Regions from separate parts of the Mus musculus genome. Here region 2 is linked to region 1. A link is a contact called in ENCODE Hi-C or POLR2A ChIA-PET data. All regions are on one chromosome and are shown on one strand. The core of a region is the stretch at or near the end of the contact, and the rest is flanking DNA. Distances in the headings are between cores, read along the strand shown. Region 1 holds the start of Tmem183a (transmembrane protein 183A). Region 2 holds the start of Kdm5b (lysine (K)-specific demethylase 5B).

Region 1 (7,050 bases), core at 1,921-4,420:
TTAGCTAGATTTAATTAATATACTTTTCTGATGCCACTAGATTCTCAGGAAGGGTTAAATTCTTCTCAGATTCTGCCCAAAGCTTTGACACATCATGGAAATGTATTAAGTAACCTTTTTTCCCATTTGCTTTCTGTCTTACAGAGTTTCTCCAAGATGCCATAGTTTGGCTTGATATTTGCTTGGTACATTGATTTTTTTTAGGTTATTAATGTTAATTTTAAGGGTGACATAGTATGCTGGTTTTAGATATGAGCTTGGAAGATAGTCTTCTGTCTGAAGTCTCATCTTGTCACTTGCAGGCTAGTCTGCTATCAGTTTAGTCTACTGGAATGGCCTGCGTTGACTGTGACTCTGCACTGTAATCTGTCTTCCTGAAGAAGAGACAAAAAGGTCATCAGGCTGTGTGGAAAACACCCGCTGAGGCATCTCATCCCACTCACGTGTCTGAAAATAACAGCAGCCACAGGCTGGAAAGTGGTGGCACATGCCTTCAATCCTAGCACTCCAGAAGGAGGGGCTGAGTTTGAGGTCAGCCTGGTCTACAGGGTGACAGCCAGGGCTACACTGAGCCAGGGCTACACAGACTGTCTTGAAAAAACAAAACAAAACAAAATAACAGCAGCCACAATTCAACTCTCATTATCACCACCACTACCACAACAATAGTTGATATTTACTGGGTGCTTGCTGTATGCTATTTTAAATGATTTTTATGAGTGAATGTGATCATTTGATAATCCTGTCAAGCAGGCCAAACTTTTTAGGTAAAGGCTTAATTTACATATAATAAGTAGCTAGACCTTGTATTTTCAGTTCTGAGGCTCAAACCCAGGGTCATATGCTAAGCAAGTGCTCTACCATTGAGTCTCCTGAACCAGCCCTTGGCTTTTTGAGACAAGGTCTCATCCAGACTGACCTTAAGCTCATGACCTTCTGCCTCTGCTTCAGAAATGCTGGGCTTACAAATGTGTACTACACCTATAGATTTTTACCCACGCAAGCTTAACTTCACATTCTATACTCTGTTTAAATGTATTTTTACTTTTGAGAAAGCTCTTGTTAAGTTCTAGCTTGAGACTTGCTGTGGTAGGTCAGGTTTCCTCAAACTCACAGATGTCCCTTGCCTCTGCCTGCTGAGGGCTAGGATTGAAGGCCTGTGCCACCACTCCTGGCTATATGCTTTCTCTTGAAAAGTAGGACGCTGAAGAGAACAACCTGTACTTCTTTTCATTTTCATGTTACTGGATTGTCTCCAATAGGATGTTGCACTGACCAAAGATTCCATAAAAACCAGGATAGGCTTTAAAGAAAGGCTCTTAAAACAAACACACACGATAATATTTACTATTAGCACAAAGTAAAGTTACAATGTAATGCAGGAGTATAGTGGACATATTAATTCTTTCACTATTCACATATTGTCCTTACATTTCCCACTTGTTTGAGAAAGACCAATTTCTCCCGTTAGTTAGGTTAAATAACTTCTATTTAAATACAATGGTAAATTAGGTAACTTTTCTGTTTATCTTTTGAGAAAGAACCTGTAAAATTGGGTCTGATCATTAATGCAACCAATTGAAAGTTCGTTGCTCAAGTGTGTGTGTGTGTGTGTGTGTGTGTGTGTGTGTGTGTGTGCGCTGGCCAGTGAGCCCTAGGGAATAGCCTGTGCCCACATCCCCAGTGAGTCCCCATCGCCACCATTCTAACCCCACAACTCTTGACTTTTATGTGGAGGTTGAGAGATGATAAAGTCTTGCCAAGCATTTTTTTTTTTTTTTTTGGCAAGCACTTTCTAGAGTAAGCATTTCCTAGGCCTCCACTTGTTACTTTTTATTGAAATGAGGAATAAAAGACGTATGGGTTCTTTGTTCCTCTAAATTGGCTAAATACTCCAAGAAATCTTGTTTAAGATTTTTTTCAATCAAAATTTGAAAGAGAAATTTTTTTGGTGTAACTAGCATGTTTTTCATTCCAAAGGATTAAAATGAGAGAACATTTCAGCTAAAATCCTTATGTTTTTAAAGCAGTTAGTGGTTTATTAATAGGGCCTGAGTCTCTTGCATCTTTGATTCCCTTTGGACTCCTGGGTGTGAGTATTAAAGAGTGTCACATGAGCAGAGATCTACATGCATGAAAGCCTCATTAAATTTTTACTGGTAACGTGAGATGAGAAGGCTCTGTGCTGACCAGCTGTATTTTGAACTCAACTACAGACATTAATTATGTATACATGGAAAATTATTTAGAACAATTATAGGCTGTTAGACCTTTGCTTCCTGTTATAATTCTAGATAAATTAGAGCATGATTATAACCAATTATGTTGTTTCAGTTATCATTCCCAAGTGATCCAAGCCTTATTCTATGATCCCTGGTGGTAGACTGTTTCATAATTCTAGTAAGTTATGTGGTTTGCTCTTTATGAACTTCTGTGCACAGTACTAGGTAGAATAAAATGGAGACCCCTTTGAGGTGTCTTATAGGGCACTCTCTGAGTAGATCTAGCCAGTTGGGTTGCCTGGGTCAAAAGGACTGTTTCTTAAGCCAGGGACTGTTAACACTTTGGGAGCTGAAAGGGAATTAGAAGAAAAAAAGACACAACACGGGACTTCTCTTTTAATACAAAGGAATTATATGTTCTCATCTATCCTTCTAGAATTTGCTCGGATGATGGTGATGGGAAACCTTTTAAGAATCTCTTCTACTTTGAGAATTCAGACATTTACTCATTTTTCAGGCAGCATCTCTTGTAGCCCAGCTGGCTACGAACCGAGGATGACTCTCACCTTCTGATCCTTTCTCTGTGTTGGGATTACAGGAGTTAGCCACTGATCTGCAGAGAGAATTTCAAAGCCTTTGTAAGCAAAATTATAGCGACCGCTTTGATATTTACGTTCAGGTTACTTGACGTAAGTGGGAAAGAGAGAATGACGAAAACAAGATATATGCAATCTAGATGCTGAAGTGGACCACGATGTAAATTATTAGTTCTAAAGAACGCGGTCTGGAGGACCAAACGCCCCAGAGAAGACGGTGATGAAGACGGTGACAACGCACTCCCCGTCCTACAGCCCGCTCCGCTTTGGGAACCTGGCCTCCGCTGCGGCTGAGGGCGCCGGGTGATGACGTCACCGGGCCCCGGAGGCGATTGGCTCCCCGAGAGGGGCGTCGGCAATCAACGGGACCCAGAGCCCTCGCCGAAGTCCTCGCGATAGCCGCGGCCTCGGTGCGGGGATGGCCGCAGAGCCGGGTGGAGGTGCTCTGCGGCTCCGGGAGCCGGCTCTCGGGGCCGAGACATGGCCCGGGGCTCCGGCCAGCTAGGCGGGCCTCATCGGGACACCGTCACCATGCCCAAGAGAGGAAAGCGGCTCAAGTTCCGGGCCCACGACGCCTGCTCGGGCCGAGGTGGGCGAGGGGCGGGGCCGGGCTGGGCGGCCAAGGCGGGCTGGGCGGCCGGGGCGGGCGCGGCGGGACCCGGCGGGGAGCGGTGGCGGAGACTTTGCCTCGAGTCTGAGGAGGCCTTGGCGCTTTGCTCTGTTTCAGTGACCGTGGCGGACTATGCCAACTCGGATCCGGCGGTGGTGAGGTCTGGACGGGTCAAGAAAGCCGTGGCCAACGCTATTCAGCAGGAAGGTAGGCTTTCGTGGGTCTTTTTAGGCCCAAGCTTTTAAGAGACAGCATTGGGTGTTGTATTTACCTGGAATTGCGTCCCGGTGTTTTTTCTACTGACCTTTGGGTCATGAACGTGTTTGCTCTTCCCACTGTTTACTTTCTCGTTTCGTATCCTGGATGGGATGGGTGTGTGTAGCCAGGATCAGCAGGTTCCGGAGCCGAAATGGTTTTGTTTCCTCTTTGAGTTAAAACCAACTTTGTGACCAGCTGCGGTGGGCATTCCTTTAATCTCAGCATTGGGGAGGCAGAGACAGGTGGATCTCTGTGAGTTTAAGGCTAGCCTGGTTTACCTAGCAAGTGTGAGGTCCTGTCTCAGAAGAACCACCAAACCAAAACAAGAACAAAATCCCACACAACTTTTTGTACTCGTTAATTTCCACTGCCACTCCTTGATACCAGTCCCCCCCCCCTTTTTTTTTTTGGTAGTTTGTGCATATTTTACCATGCAGTTGACTTCCATTTCTTTGGCATATTGGGTTTTTTGTTTTTTTTTTTGTTATGTTTGTCTTGCTTTCAAGATTTTTGCAGATGGGACCAAGTGCGTTTCATTCTCTCCTTGTTTCCTCCTAGTAAAATCTCTTTGTGGCTTGGAAGCGTCCCAGGTTCCTGCCGAGGAGGCTCTTTCCGGGGTGGGTGAGCCATGTGACATCCTGGACAGCAGTGATGAGATGGATGCCCAGGAAGAAAGCACTCAGGAAAGATCAGTCTCCAGAAAAAAGAAGAGCAAGAGACATAAAGGTACGGGTTGCTTTCCTGAGCACTGAGCTCTGTCTGTGGTGATGGATGCTGTCGCTCTTCAATGTGAGGGGAGATCTACAAGGAACTAGTGATTGTCGGTGATAACCTTTTTTTTTTTTTTTTAAAGATTTATTTAGTCTGTGTGAGTACACCATTGCTGTCTTCAGACACACCAGAAGAGGTCATCAGATCCCATTACAGATGATTGTGAGCCACCATGTGGTTGCTGGGAATTGAACTCAGGACCTCTGGAAGAGCAATCAGTGCTCTTAATTGCTGAGCTTTCTCTCCAGCCCCATAACCTTCTTTTCCATGATACAAAAATTAACAGCAACATTAGTTACACTTTTTAAAATTCTGTTAGGGATGTATACATACATATTATATGTGTGTGCGTGTGTGTACACATTTTCCAGAAAATTTCCGACTTAACGTTTTAAGTTTTGTTTATTTACTTTTTTTTTTTTTTTTTGAGGAACTGAATATGAGTGTCTGCATGTATGTGTGTGCTTCACTTGTATGCCTGGCACCCTCAGGTCAGAAGGGGTCGTTAGATCTGTCACTGGAGCTGTGAGTTGGATGGTTGGATGGATGGTTGTGAACTCTGATTTGGGTTCTGAGACCCACCACACCCAGGTCTTTTGCAAGGGCAACAACTTCTAAACCATCTTGGCTTTTCAAGACAATATTCTCTTCTCTTCGCTTCTTTTCTTTCCTTCTCCTTTCTTTTCTTTCTTTCTTCTTTTTTTTTTTTTTTTTCCTTGAGATAGGGTTTCTTCATGTAACAGCCCTGGCTATCCTGGAACTGCTTTGTAGACCAGTCTGGTTTGTAGGTCTCAAATCCACGGAGATATGCCTGCCTTTGCCTCCCAGATGCTGGGTCTTAAGATATAACGTACTTTTTCTGGTCTAATTTCTTTCATATGGCTTAAAAGTATTTAAGGTTCATCCATATGGCATGTGTACCAGCTTTTATTGCCTTTTACTTGACTACTTTGTGTTATGACTTCAGGGATAAGTCTTGCCTGGGTAAATGCTTTCATTTCTAGTAGGTAATGAGTGCATGAAATTTCTGGATTGTATGGCAATCTGTGTGTAAGTTTTTGAGGAATCAGTGAAGTGGCTGTGCCATTTGGTGTTTCTAACAGTAGCATAGGAACATTTTTCCCTCCGAGACAGGGTTTCTCTGTGTAGCCCTGGTTGTGCTAGAACTGACCAGGCTGGCCTTGAACTCAGGGATCTGCCTGCCTCTGCCTCCTGAGTTCTAGGATTAAAGGAGTGTGTCACTATGCCTGGCTTTTCTTTGCTTCTTCATTTTAAATTAAAATATTGCATTATAAGACTCCCTTCACATAGTCAGGATCTAATCACTTACTAGACAAGTGATTTGTGGCATGTACACTCTTGAACATCATTTCTCTTTTATTTTGCTTTATTTTCTCTCTATTAAGGTACATCTACTTTGATTATTTTCTCTTAAAAATAATTTTAAAATTTCTTTGTCTATCTGTTTATTTTGACTGTGTGTGTATAGGGGGTAGGATAACAGAGTTGAGCATACCTGGGTGTAAAGGTGGAGATCAGAGGACAGTGTGATAGTTATCTCCTTCCATCATTGGAGTTCCAGGGAGTAAACTCAGTCAGGTTTGGCTGCAAGCACTGTTATCTGCAAAGCCGTCTGGTTGTCCCTATCCTTTAGTTTTTAATGAAGTCGTTATAACCACTATGCAACAGCTATAAATTCATTACTATTTATGTTTCAATTTTGAGCAATTTCTATATATCATTATCTCTATAATGTTTTAGTGTCATACCCTCAAAAGAGAGATAGTTTTCAAAAATACTATTGTTAGCCAGCAAGTAATCTCAGGAGGTGGAGGCGGACCAGGAGTCCAGGGCCAAGGTTAGCTACATGTTGGAGGCTAATCTGAGTTACATTAGACCCTGTCTGAAGAGCTAAAAATCCAACAGACCCGGAATGTTCCAGAGATCCCTCCATGGTTAAGAGCACTGGCTGCCCTTCAGAAGACCCCTGTGGACCCATCACCCACATGGAGGCTTACGTCATCTGTACCTTTCCTTCTAGTGGAGCCAGTGCTCTCTTCTGTTCTTGGGAGCAGCTATGCAAGCGATGCAGACACACACATGCCTGCCTTTTTCAAGTTGTGTAGTGTTGCGCCATCTCCCTATCCCTGAGACATACAACCTTTAGCTTTAGTCAGCTTTGTAAAAGTCCCGATGAGCCCGGTGTGATGGTGCTTGACTTTAATCCTAGCACTTGGGAGACAAAGGTAGGCAGTTTAAGGCCAGCATGGTCTACATAGCAAGTTTCAAGATAGCCCGGGCTTCAAAGTGAGATCTGCCTCAGAGATAAATGATTATTTAAGATGGTGGCTTTCTGGCGTATGTGTTGTTATTCTAATCTGAGATATGTAGTGAACCTTAGGACTCAAGACAATAAACAGTAATTAGGTCTGAAGCAGGAGGAAGAGACAGGAAGGCTACATTATCAAGTAGGGACTGAAGTACAAGATAACTAGAATGTGGCAAAGGTTGATGCTTGTGTAGCTCAGCTGAGACATAGGTTTGATCCCAACTACATAAAGCCAACATGGTGTCATATACCTACAACCCCAGA
Region 2 (7,050 bases), core at 1,880-4,379, 200 kb before region 1:
ACTGTCTTAAACTTGGTTTGCATACAGTCTTGACTCATCATTTCATCAGCTACCTTGCTGTTTTGTATTTCCACAAATTTCTGTTAACTCTTATGTACTCATACACAAAATAATGTAAACACCCTAAGCTTTAAAAGCAAAGAAGCTTAAGACCCTCACTAGGTACAGACCAATGCTATTCAAGTACTATTAATTAAAAATTAAAGCTAAGAACAAAAGGAAATAGAAACGCTTTTATAATTCTCCCCCTAAAAGTATACCACAACCTCCAAATCATTCAAATTTTGCCATTAGAGTTCCAAAATCTCAATGAACAGAAATTTAGATAGAGGAATTATAAAAAAAGACTGCACCATAAAAAAATATTTCTTATTTCTTAGAGGTTTTTTTTTGTTGCCACATTTCAACTATATGAAACCACTTGTTCCAGCTTTCCTAACACAAAACATTTCCCAAACAAAGACTGTTTATGGTCTCTTAAGAAGCCTTTGTTCCAGGACCCCTCTGTTCAAGAGCTACAACTTCTGGGTTTTCTTTTTGTGGTTCTATCAACAGCAAATACTGGCAAACTCTTCCACACTGACACAGGAGTTTGTTAAACAAAGGAGGAAGCAAGTCCCCTTCACACAAAGGAGGCTCCAAAACAGTTATGTTTGTACATTATTTCTTCCTCTTTACCCCTTCTCCTCTCAGGCTGTAGTATATAGTAGTCTCAATAGAAAATGGTGGCCATCATGTGTGACAATTCAGAATGGGAAAAAGCAAAACAAATGCACAAATCCTAAAGGCTGCCATTAAGCTGCTAGCCCACATGAGGAAATGGGTAGCCAAACCTAACCAAAGCAACTATTTTTCGAAGAAAATAGCTCTATAAAAGGCAAAGTCGGTAAGAAAAAGGACCTACCCAGTCCTAGTGCGCCACAATGCCAACATGGAGGGCAACTCACAGGATCCTAACTCCTCTTAGATTTTGGTTTCTAATAACTTTGTCAAGTTTCCTAATTTCTAGATAAAAATCCCATTAATGCAAGCATGCAACAGTCACATTCATCTTTCCTGGTACATTAAGATAAAGCTAAATCGCTCAATGTTTGAAACGTGGTCCACATTTCAGAATCAAAACCCTAGGTCTAACCAGGCAAGGGTGTAACTTCTGCAGGCCTCTACAGTAAAAGAAACCTTCCATCGCCTCTGTCCATTTCACCAGAAGAAATGAATCTATTTCCAAACATTTCCCCCCATACTAGCTGACCTGGCCAGTTATTTTCTGAGGCATTTCATTTCTGCTTTCAAAGTTGTCCAAGAGCAACTAAAATATGGTATCTGTGTTTTAATTTTTCTTTCGTGGGGGTAGTGAAAGGATAAGGCTTTATTCAGGGATCTCTCGCAAACATCTTTTCTAGAACGTCTACGTACACAATCCCCTAAATCAAAATGCCATTACATAGAGCAAGTTTAAGGGAGAAAGGGGTAAAAGGCGTGGGGGGGGGTCTTTTTCACTTGAGAGCAGGGAAAGATAGAAAATTCTTAAACGGTAGGCAAGGCAGTTAAACCTTTCCAACCGACCCGGCCGGTCCAACGGTCGTTTAGGCCAACTCAGACTCAGGTCATCCCAAAAGGTAGGCGAAAAACCTGGGGTGTCGCAGCGCATCCAGTTCCGGCTGCGGGGGGAGGGGGTACGGGGAGGGGGACGGGGACGGGGAAGGAGTGGGCCGGGCTCTCCGCGGACGTTGCAGCCGTTAGGGCCGTCTTGGGGACACCCCACCCCTCAGAGCCCCCCAAGCTCGAGGCGCTAGAGCCCCCGCCGGGAAGGCCGAGTAGGGAAAGCTAGGGACCAGGATGAAATCTCCAAGAGCTCGTCTGACATCTCCCCTACAAGCACAGCCTCTCCACCTCAGCCCCAGCCAGGCCTCCCCCCCCCCCCCGCGCCGGGAGCAAAGCAGTCCGGCCCCAAGTCCGTGTGGGAGCGTCCGCCAGGACCTGCGAGCATCAGGGCCCCCGCCGCTTGGCCTGCCCCCACCATCCTCAAAGTGTCGTCCCCCCACCCCGACCCTTGCACCCCCACCACCACTCAACCAGCCGCTCCAGACCGGCCCAGCGGCTCCTCCCCTCCCCCAGTAGCGCCGGCCGCCCCCTGGCCCAGCTCGCCCTGGGGACTCCCAGAGGCCGAGGGACCAGGTGGTGGTGGGGGACCCGGGTCCGGAGGGTGGGGCGCTCAGGTGAGGGCAGCTTCGGGCCGACGCCGCCACCACACAAAGGACCAGGGGCTCCCGCCGCCATATTGAAAACTTTCCTCCTCACACGACAACTCGCAAGTCCCCCACCCCCACCCATCACACACCCCCGCACCCCGAGAAGGAGGCGAGGACCAGCCACGGAGCCGTGCGGGCCCAGAGCCCTGCCTCCGCGCCCGCGTCTCAGCCGGGCTCGGGAGGACTCCCCAGCGACCACCCCGGCGGCTGCCAACCACTCCAGCCCGCACCGCTGCCGGGCGGTGCAGCGCACCAGCCCCCGGAGCCGCACCGACCTAGCCCCCTCCGGCCGCCCCGCCGGAGCCCGCGGTCCTCACGGCCCACATCCCACCCGGGACGGGGGCCCCCGCGCCTTCCTCCCACCGCCGCATCTCCGACCCTCGGAGCCACCCCAAACTTGACCGGGCCCGCGGGACGACCGCTCCCCGCCCCCGCGCCTCCGGCCTCCCGGGCCGCGCGTCCTCGCTCCCTCCCCCAGCCGCGAGCAGGATCCGGGGTGCTGGCTGACTCACCGGCGGCGGCCGCACCTTACAGATCCCAGTCTGCTCGGCTATGGGCCGGATCTTGTGGATGAAAGCGAAGGGGTCCGCGAACTCTTCCCAGCTCGGCTCGAAGACCGGACACTCGGGGGGAGGCAGGAACTCTCCCAGCGGGCCCGGGCCCCCGAGGGGCAGCGCCGGGCGCGGGCCTGGGGGCAGCGTGGTGGCCGGCTCCATCACCGCGACCTGGGCAGGGGCGAGCACAGGGCAGGCTCCGCAACCGCGGCAGCGAGCTCCGCTCCGTCCGAAACCCGTGCAGACGCACAGCTCGGGCGACAGGTCCGACTTCTACTAGCAACGGCAACACCTAGGGCTTTTTCAGCCTTCCTCCGACGACGTCTTGCCGCTACCCCACGCAGTGCTCCTCCGCCGCCACGGCGAGGAAAAAAGTCCCTGCTGCCACCCCGAGCCAGGTCTCGCCCCGCCCCCTAGCCGGGAGGGGCAGGGGCCTTCCGCCTGGGATGTTTATCCTTAATGCTTCAGTTAACCTCTGAAGTTTCAGAATTCTTCCTCTCAAGAAGTTAACAGTCTAGTAGGGAGAACAGAGTTACAATCCATCAATCACGTCATATATTTTGGCACGAAAGATTTGCTTAGTAAAACCCGAGAAGCAGAGTACTGAAATTGGAGGATTCTCCAGGTAGAGAAAACACCTTGAACACAAGGAGCAGCAAGGACAGACACATAGAGTAATGAGGAGAGCAATAACTCTTCGAGCACTTGCTTATCCTAGACACTGTGTAAAGTGCAAGTGCTTTTCGGGATTGTTTAGTCTGTGAGGGGATTAAGCATTTGACCAAATCCAACAGTTCAGTCTATTTACTGGAAAGTAGGGTTGTTGCACAGAAATCTACACATATACAAGGTTGGACTTGAGCAAAAGCATCTTGAAATAATCCAATCAAGGAATGATGGGGCCTAAATAAATTCAGCAGCGCTATAGGTTAAAGTGAAATTGTAGGAAATAAAAGTTAGACTAGGACGGGACCAGAAGAATAGCGTACTAAGGGTCTGACAGATGGCATCCCTGGGACAAGCATCCATGAGCATGTTCTAGGGAAGATGTATTCACCCCTGAACAGGCTGAGCCTGAGATGTCTCTGCTACAAAGATTTTCAACAGGCTAAAAGGTACAACAGGTCTGAAGGAAAGAAAGAGATCAGAGTGTTTCAGAGGAAGCAATGGAAGAGCTGAGAGGTTAAGTAACCATGAAATCCAAAGATGGGGGATGGCCCCAGAAAAAGTCAGGTCATAAGTAGAACTTGAACACAAACATAATTTCTTTTTTTTTTTTTTTGTTTTGTTTTTTCGAGACAGGGTTTCTCTGTATAGTCTTGGCTGTCCTGGAACTCACTTTGTAGACCAGGCTGGCCTCGAACTCAGAGATCCACCTGCCTCTGCCTCCCAAGTGCTGGGATTAAAGGCGTGTGCCACCACCGCCCGGCGATTTCTTTAATCTAGAAAGCAACCAAACTCGTGGAAAGACTGCCTGCCACTGTATAAGGAAGGATCAGTGGCTCCACAGCCCTCCCTTCAGAATAGACCATCACTCAGCCTCTGGGTTTAGATTTTAATAGGACTAATGTGACCTAGGCTGGCCTGGAACTCTCTACATAGCCAAAGATGACTCTGATCTCCTGATCATCCTCCTGCCTCTACCTCTTAAACGCTGGGATTACAGATATATCCTATCACACAGAGACCATGGTTCTTCAGCTTAAAAATGGAAAGAGTTAGAAGTTAGATGTGGTGGCGCACACCTTTAATCCTACACAAAGTTCCAGGCCAGCCAGACCTGCATAATGAGCTTCCGCATCAAAGACAGAGAGAGCCGGCTCAGCAGATTAAGGGCATTTGCTTCCGCCTTAGAGGATGTAAACTTAGTTTCCAGATCAATGCCCATCAGCTCCCAACTGCCTCTTCACCCCCAGCCTCAGAGGCTCTGATGTCTCTCCTGGCCCCTACAAGCAACACACACATTTTTTTTATTTTTTTATTATTTTCCTCATTTACATTTCAAATGCTATCCCAAAAGTCCCCTATACCCTCCCCCGCCCTGCTCCCCTACCCACCCACTCCCACTTCTTGGCCCTGGCATTCCCCTGTACTGGGGCATATAAAGTTTGCAAGACCAAGGGGCCTCTTTTCCCAATGATGGCCAACTAGGTCATCTTCTGATATATATGCAGCTAGAGACATGAGCTCTGGGGGTACTGGTTAGTTCATATTGTTCCACCTATAGGGTTGCAGACCCCTTCAGCTCAACACACATTTAAAAAATTTTTTTAAATATAAAAAATACAAAACATTTTTCAGTGAAGGGGAGAAAAGCCCCAGTCTTTAATAAGCTCTATCGAAGTACCTGGCCTCTAAAACAGTTCAGCAATTCTTGAAGAAGGCAAAACTTTTCTTAGCTCTACAGGGATTTGGAGCCTGAATAAGACATATATTGTCTTAAATAATAATAAAATAAGACAATAATATTGTCTTAGACAATAATCTGTTCATTAAAAAAAAATCATTGTAAAATGAGGTGATACAGCAGGTTATAAAATCGTGGGAAACCTAGGGAAGAAGTATAGAATTTACCACATTTTTGAGTCAAGGTTTCACTATGTAGCTCTGACTAGCCTGAAACTCACATATTGGCTGGCTTCTAACTCGGAGGTGCTAGGATTAAAGACGTGTCACCTCACCCAGCTTGACATATTTTTAAACCTTGCTGATTTTTTTTTCCGTGATAATGTATTGAGGGGGAAAAATTGAAATGGGATTGCATACTTGTAGCCAAAGCTGGCCTGGAACTCACAATGAAGCCCAGGCTGACCTCATTCCCAAAGGCTAAGATTTCAGATGACCTGTCATATTGACTGAAAAAAAAAAAAATCCTTTATTTTCGCTCTTGGCCCTGACCCTGGATGTTATAAACGTTGTGTGTGTTTGGGGGTCTTCCTGGAGTTGACTTTCTGTCATGTTCTCTGCTTTGGGAAAGGACAGTACTTTCACCTTTGACGTTAGCATCCTACAAACCAAGTAGGTTATAATTTTCAGACCTCTGGACATGAATTGTGGGTATGTAACTGGAAGGTACGAACTTAGGAAGTCTCTCAGTTGACTATGACCTAGTCATCTTCTCTCCCAACTTTCAAGGTCTACTAGTGCTGCTTCCTCCATTTCTGGTAGTGATCCTAAATGATGAGATGCTACAGATCAACCCAGAGAGACGCTGAGGGAGTCGGCGGTTGCCAACCTAGTCAAGAGAACCTAGGGCCTGAGAGGGATCTCTACTTAAAGGCAACCGCTCCCCCGCCCCTCAGAAGACGCTTCCCCTTGCCCTTTATGATGTGTGTTTACATGGGCGGAGGGATCCCTCTCCAGCTGACAGCCACACCGCGGCCGGCTCTTCTTTTTTTAAAGAGCCTAGCCACAGGCGATGATTGGCCACGGCCCGAGCCGACTCAGCCTCCGGGGGCGGGGCCCGGCCCGCATTGTCTAGTGCAGGGCCGGCTGGACGCCCCAGAGGCCGGACCTGGGTAACCCGGGCCTGGAGGTGCCTGGTCTCAGGCTCCCAGAGGGCTGGGAGCGAGGGCTGGGCGGAGCCACAGTGCCAGGTTCTCGGGGAAAGAGGGGCTGCAGCCCCGGCGCCCGGAGTAAAACCGAGCCCGCTCAGAGTGCCACGTCTCCAGGAACCCCCCTCCTTACTCTTGGACAACACTCCGCCTCCGCCCCGGACTCCGTCCCCCAACCACCCCATGAGTGCTGGAGAGCCTCTGGATACATCCCTAGGGATCGATGTCTTTATCCGGCCCACTCAGCCGTCAGACCTCAACCTCCCCCAGCAGGCTGAGTTCCAACTCCGGCCTGCACCCCAAGGGCGCAGCCTGTGCCCTAAATCTGCCTGCTGGTCTAAGAGGCGCTGGTCCTCCTTCCGGTCGCCGTGCAGTGGAGACCAGGCTTCTGGGTTCCAAACGCGAAGAAGGACTTTTCCTCTCGCTCTCCGTCGATGTCGCCCCCACCCCTCCCGCGGCGCTCCGGGTCTGAGCCACAGATGGGGGGCGGGGGGAGCAGGCCTGGCTCCCCAGAAGCCCGGGAGGGGGCGGCGGCTAGCGCAGCACGTAGCGCACGTGTCGGTTCTGCTCCCCACCCCCCTCCACAGCGCTGCTGCCTCGACGGGGCTCCGGTGCCGTCCGTGTGCCTTCCTTCCGCCCTGGCCTTACTGTTAGTGCGTTGGGTCTACTACTACCCGTATTTTCCCGTCC

The links. A loop is a pair of places that touch in the nucleus more often than their neighbours do. ChIA-PET counts read pairs that join two places held with the same protein, here RNA polymerase II (POLR2A).
Region 2: a map of heart shows a loop between it and region 1 (2.8-fold over the local background). The contact joins the promoter of Kdm5b here to the promoter of Tmem183a in region 1. A Hi-C loop is called at or near these places in 1 of 37 maps with a recorded cell type or tissue (heart). POLR2A ChIA-PET finds 5 or more read pairs at or near these places in 2 of 5 experiments (Patski and embryonic stem cell).

The regions. Positions count from the first base shown.
Region 1 is chr1:134,358,119-134,365,168 of GRCm38, reverse strand. Tmem183a (transmembrane protein 183A) reads left to right here and starts at 3,170. Exons shown (of 8, transcript NM_020588.2): 1 at 3,170-3,407; 2 at 3,546-3,635; 3 at 4,245-4,412. The coding sequence starts at 3,299.
Region 2 is chr1:134,556,257-134,563,306 of GRCm38, reverse strand. Kdm5b (lysine (K)-specific demethylase 5B) reads right to left here and starts at 3,129. Exons shown (of 27, transcript NM_152895.2): 1 at 2,765-3,129. The coding sequence starts at 2,968. It also overlaps a transcript of Mgat4e not described here.